Linked DNA regions of Mus musculus: region 2 is linked to region 1. The links are chromatin loops, found by intact Hi-C in ENCODE. Cell type or tissue: gastrocnemius. All regions are shown on one strand. Each heading gives the region's core, and the rest is flanking DNA. Links, peaks and the distances in the headings are about the cores only. Region 1 overlaps Cntnap2 (contactin associated protein-like 2). Region 2 overlaps Cntnap2 (contactin associated protein-like 2).

Region 1 (2,928 bases), core at 144-2,643:
GCTTCAAGTCCAGTGAGAGACCCTGCCTCAAAGGAGTAAGGTGGAGATAGAGCAGGAAACACAAAGCCCGCCCCCCAATCTCCCACTCCCCCCCCACACTTATTTCAGATAGCACACAAAACAGAAGTTTATTTGTTTTACGAGGTCTCTCTAGGGAGCACTGGAAGACCTAGAACTCCCTGTGTAGACAAGCTCAGCCTGGAGCGCACAGAGATCCATTTGCCTCTGCCTTTCAGGTGCCAGGATTAAAGGCATGTGTGCCACCAAACCCACATTACAAGGTCTGTTATTTTATGAAAATATAAAGTTATTTTGAGAATCTGTGATGCTTAATAACCCTAGCTATGTTCTTATAAAAATAGAAAAATTCACATTTAGAGTTTGATTCTTAGCAAGCAACATGTAAATTATTCTTAGCTTTATGTGATAGTCTTAAACAGAAAAGTTATCTGATACATGAAATGCTAAATTTTTAGAATTCTTCAAATATGTACATAAACAATCCAGGAAGAAATGGGCTGTTTTCAGGGGCTTTAGTCTTCCATATATGTAGCTGATAATGTGCTCTTGCATTTAGTACTGGTTGTTAAATATAAATTGAATGTGTACCTGGGAACTTTAATTTATAGATATCTCCTCTCAGAGAATATGGAGTGCCAACACTGCCCTCTTATTACTCAGAGTTTTATCGCTGGCTTGAAATTGACCAGCTAAATGACTGTCACGAGTAACACAGAATGCTGGAAAGCCGAGCGCTGACTTATTAGGGCATAAAATGTTGGAGGGATCATTGGGGTGTTTAATATCATGACTGGCTCCGCTTGTTTTCTCATCACATTTGATGGAAGAACCAGCCAAATCCAGCGAATGAAACGTTATTACACAAAACAGTGTCATTTCTATACATGTGGGCCCCTCTCATCGAGTATAGATCATTTCAGATCGTTTTGGAGGCACAGCTTACTCTTCTCCCACACAAGACACTCAGATGAATAAAATGTAAAAGACCTGTCGGCTCTCCAGTTGATAGAATGCCGGCTGAGATACTGAAATTAAGCCAGTGACATAATTTTAATGCAATTTTCTTCACATTAAGGCAACTATCCTTTTTCACCCCCCCCCCCCGGTCTAGCATATCGTATTAAAACATAAAGAAAAACTAGGGGGGGGGAATCAATTTTAAAGCATGCTGGGGAGAGAGTGACATTCAAGGTCTGAAAGCCACCAGAGACTGAAGAGGAGGAGAGAGATGTCCTGGGTAGTGAAGGGACACCCTGAATAGTGTGGTGCTTGGAGCCAGGTGTCTGCAGACCCTCTGCCTGCGAGCATTATGGAAAGACCTGCCTTTTGGGGATCTGGGTAAAGGAACACTCTAAGGCTTAGAGCCGCTTGCCTCCTCTGGACTTTGCTGAGCTGTCCACCAGGTGGCAGTAGGAAACCAGGTTTGTGCACATGTGAACCGCCTTAGCCTTGGGGAGAATTCCTGTGAAGAAACTAGTCTCCTGCGATTCTGTTTCTCAGTCGTGCGTTGTTGAAGCAAAAGAGAACTTTCAGATTAGTTTGTAAGAGAACATGCCATTTTGGAAACCCATGGACTGGTGACACCACAACCAAGGCCTCTCAGATAGCTAGCATTTGGGCTGGAGCACTCTCTCTCGTGTTCCAGTCCTGTTGGTACCAAGCCTGATATAACCGGTTCAGCTCTTGCCCATAGCCTCTCAGCTGCCATGGCCGTGGCTCTGCTTACCCTATCCATTGGTATTTAACTGGTTTCATAGTTTTCACCATCAGATGTTTCCCCATAAGCCCATTTCCCCATATGCATTAATCTTTACACGTACCCCCAAACTCTATTGCTTTATTTTATGGTTGGGAAAAATGACCTCCCCTCTGTGACCCCAGTTTCCTTGAGATATCTTTCTTCCTGACACCTGTCCTCTGAGGTTTAGTTTGGACATCAGATGTTCTGTGAGACTTTCCTATGAGCACCCCCTGACCCAATTAGAAGCCCACCTTGGAATAGCCTAGAACACTCAGATTAAGACACTGACTTCTTCACATGCTTGTTTATTGTTGTATCTGGATATCTCACATATCTTTAAGGAAATCCTGCTGTTTCATTCTTATTTTAGAGTATGTAGCATGCTTACAACAAAAACAGTCAATTACTAAATACATACCACATGTGTGCATAGTTTGCACCTCTAACATCCTACCCTATCTCTGAAACCAACCTTATTTTTGTTGTGGAAGAGTGCAACAAAATACCTATATAATGAGGGAAAGTCACATTACTTTGGGGATATATTTCTGTTTTTGTAAAGGAAGAAACCTGATGAGAGGGGCAGTTAGGACCCACAAATCTGAATGCTGTTCTCTCCCTTTCATTTCCATTTTATAATTGTCATCAGTAATATCAACAAGGGCATTCCTAGATAAAATATGCTTTGCATAGTGAAGGTTTAAAGTAAAGAGCTCTGGAATTACTACTGTTATCTAGGGGGGCATGGGTATATGGTTATTCATGATTATCATCCCAGCTTTTACCTAGTTCCTTGGGAATATGACACTAAAAGTTGATAATTTGGATTGGTTGAGTTTATCAATCAACCTGAGCTGGGGTAGGATGTAGGACAGGAAGCCCTGACATCTTAGCATCCTAACACAAGAGCTTGTTTCTTGAGACTGCTCCATGTCTACTGCAGTACAGCCTCTGCTGTTTTTACATGCTCAGTCTGAGTACAGGGTGGGGCTGACAGAATCTCAGTGATGACAGATGCAAAGGAAACTTGGTAAAGTGTATCCTAAAGGCTTTAGGTCCAGAGAGACATGTGCTATTTCTGCTTCTGCATCATAGACCAAAGCAAGTCACCTGGCCATAACCCCATTTTAGCTCAAGGAAGAGTGACATGTAACTCAATCCCATAA
Region 2 (2,928 bases), core at 190-2,689, 1.6 Mb after region 1:
GGAGCAGGAGAAGAATTTGAAGAGTTGCACGTTTAGAACACTCAAAAATGCCGTGGCATTCTTGTAAGACTGAAACTATTATCCACCTAAGTAGCTGAGAACTCTTTATCCACCATGTTCTTCTTTCCCAACTTAAAAAAACAAAAACAAAAACAAAACAAAATAACAAAAGTAAAAAAAAAAATGTGTTTCCAAGAGCATATAATGTGCTTTATTCAGATACTTTACTTTGTCTCAGGAAATCCTATACTTCTTTTTAATTTATTGACCTCTTTGTTTTACATTCCCTTTTTGAGACTTTGAGAATGTGTGAGAACTCCAAGCATTTGGAGAAATGCCACCCGACAGAGTGAAGAGGAATTCTAGCAGACATCTGAGGCTCTTCCTACCTCCTGCTCCACTCTCCTGATACCATTATGCATTTTCCATCATTCTTCTTCCTGAATCTCTCATGTGTAATTCATTGAAAAACTGTCATTTTAGAGACCCTTTCTAGCTGTGTACTGAAGAAACCCCCCCCAACCTTCTTCTATTACCATGTGACTACGTTTTAGTTTTTAAAAAATTACCTACATTGAAAATTGTTCTTTCTTCCCAACTAAGTCTGTTTTTGTCACTGTTAGAGTTCATTTTAGCTGGAATAAATCCTATTTCGTGGCCAATTTAAAACACTTGCGACTGTTAGGAGTCTAGAATCCTACCTGGCTAGGGCTAGCTATCATTCCAAACTATGAGGACAGTGGTTCTCAATCTAGGAGTCGTGATTCATTAAGGCTACTGAATGACCCACTCACAGAAGTCACCTGCAGCCACTGGAAATCACAGACAGGGATACTTTTACTATGATCCTTAACAGTATGAGTATTAACTTTATGTAGTATCAATGAAAATAATTTCATGACTGGGGCTCTCCATAACATAAGAAACTGTATAAAAGGGATATAACATTAGGAAGGTTGAGAACCACTGGACTAGGAAGCCATAAAGAGCTTTTATCTCTCAGCTTTATGATGTTATAGGAATGTGAAAGGAGCCACAGACAAATGACAGAATTTCCAACTCTGTAAGCACTGCTTCTGTGTCAGCTGGCTTTATCTGATGAGTTAATTTTAGGCAAGGCTTCCAAGGGACTTATAACTTCTTCATACAAGTAAGACATGGCTGCCTTAATATGAAGCTCAGAGAAATTGCTGAAATAACTTTTAAACTTCTATACCATGCATTTTTAGTACTTTGGGGGAAAAATGATACATACATCTTACAAGTAGAAAAGGGAACACATGCCAGGAGTAGGCAGTACTCAGAGAAGGCAGTCACATGTATACTATGAAGTAATCTAACCATAGCCTTGATATGATTCCCCTGGCCTGATTTCAATGAACTCAAGCAAGAAATCTCTACTCCAGAGATGCTTTAGCTTTTCGTTGAAGAAAGAAATAACAAAGCTAGGACAAAACAAAAACAAAAACAAAGCATGTGAACTATTAAAAAAAAAATGAAAAGAACTTTCAGGTTTAAAACAAAACAAAACCCACCAAGTGTACTGGAGCGCCCCCTGCTGGCTGAACTAAACTGCACCCAAGCTCTCCATGAAAGGCTGCAGGAAACACTTCAAATCTACCTTAAAACCTTCCATTTATGATAGTTTTAACCTTTGATTAATGTGTGTGAATCTTGGCATGACATATGTAGAATCATTATTATAAATTCTTGTACTAAAAATAAAAATATTGCTTTGATGGATTAAACAAAGTTTGAACCTATTTAAAGTGTACATCATGTTTTGTTGAATGTTGAAATTTTGAAATGGATAAATGAAACAAATTAGCACATGCATTATCCTACTTGCCTAGAATGTGTGTGTTCTATGAGAATAATTAAAGTCTATTAGAAAACATCAATTGTGTGCACTGTAATGGTTAATATTAACTATCATTTTGAAAGCATCTGGAGATGAACATCAGGATGTCTGTGAGTAACTTTCTAAATGGGCGCTGAAGTGTGAAGACACAATTTAGCTGCAAGGAACATTATGTCATAGAGCAGAGTTACAGACTGAGTAAGGAGAAGATGTGCTGAGTACTATTGTTCATCTCCCTCTGCTTCATGACTAGGGATGCAATTTGACAAGTTGCCTCAAGTTGTTCTGCCATGACATCTTCCCCATGATGGTCTGTACTTTCCAAGTGTGAGCCAAAATGTATTCTTCCTTCTATAGTTTTTTTTCAGGTATGTTGCTCAGTTGTACAGCAAGTTTCTTCAGCTTTAGTCTTTATGAAATATGATATAGGCTTATGTCCACAATGGCACTGTATATCCAAAGGTTCCTGTGCAACCCAGCACTGTTCACCCAATGAGAATCTGGAGTCAAACTACAGGTCATCAAAAAGTCACAAATCAAAAAGTGATGAGTAAAGAGAATGTGAGTGTGTATTTACATACACACAGGGGCATAAAACACACTCACTATATATTTACATATATAGTGCATAAATCAAACTTCAAAAGGAAATTCTGTCATTTGTGATAATATACATGAAGTAGGAAGACCTTGGAGTGACATTCGTTAGGCACAGAAACACCAATATCATATGATTTTGCTGTCACATAAAACTCTGTAAATCAAATACAGACAAGAAGAATATATGGTGGTTTTGTCAATCTAGGGGTCTGGAGTGATAGAGATGTTGGAGTATGAAAGAGTTTAAATCAGGCAAAAACTAATTTGAAAAACTGCCCATTGGGATTCCAATAATATTATTTCATACATTTATAAGTTTTGTCTTTCATGCCAAATTCAACAACTGATTTTTTTTTTTTTTGGTAAAAGTCAAATGTTTCAGATTTATTGCCATACAGACTCTGCTATGACTGTTTGTCTTTGTCTTTGTAGCATGTGCTAAAAAATTAAAAAAAAAAAAAGCAAAG

What was found. Hi-C counts contacts between places; a loop is a spot of excess contacts. Peaks named below come from ENCODE experiments on the same cell type or tissue, not always from the same donor. Only the 100,000 strongest peaks of a DNase experiment are listed, where the experiment ranks them.
Region 2: a loop joins it to region 1, with 8 times the contacts of the local background. A loop is called at or near these places in 16 of 42 quality-filtered maps.

What each region holds. Positions count from the first base shown.
Region 1 is chr6:46,959,976-46,962,903 of GRCm38, reverse strand. All of the region lies in intron 15 of Cntnap2 (contactin associated protein-like 2), which reads right to left. Among named protein-coding and RNA genes, the nearest start is that of Gm38801, 3.6 kb to the right of the region's middle. In gastrocnemius, for the core only: a CTCF peak has its summit at 1,422 (motif pointing right); a DNase peak (open chromatin) is centred at 1,423.
Region 2 is chr6:45,322,331-45,325,258 of GRCm38, reverse strand. The region is part of intron 1 of Cntnap2 (contactin associated protein-like 2); the gene reads right to left. Among named protein-coding and RNA genes, the nearest start is that of Cntnap2, 260 kb to the right of the region's middle. In gastrocnemius, for the core only: a CTCF peak has its summit at 1,563 (motif pointing left); a DNase peak (open chromatin) is centred at 1,551.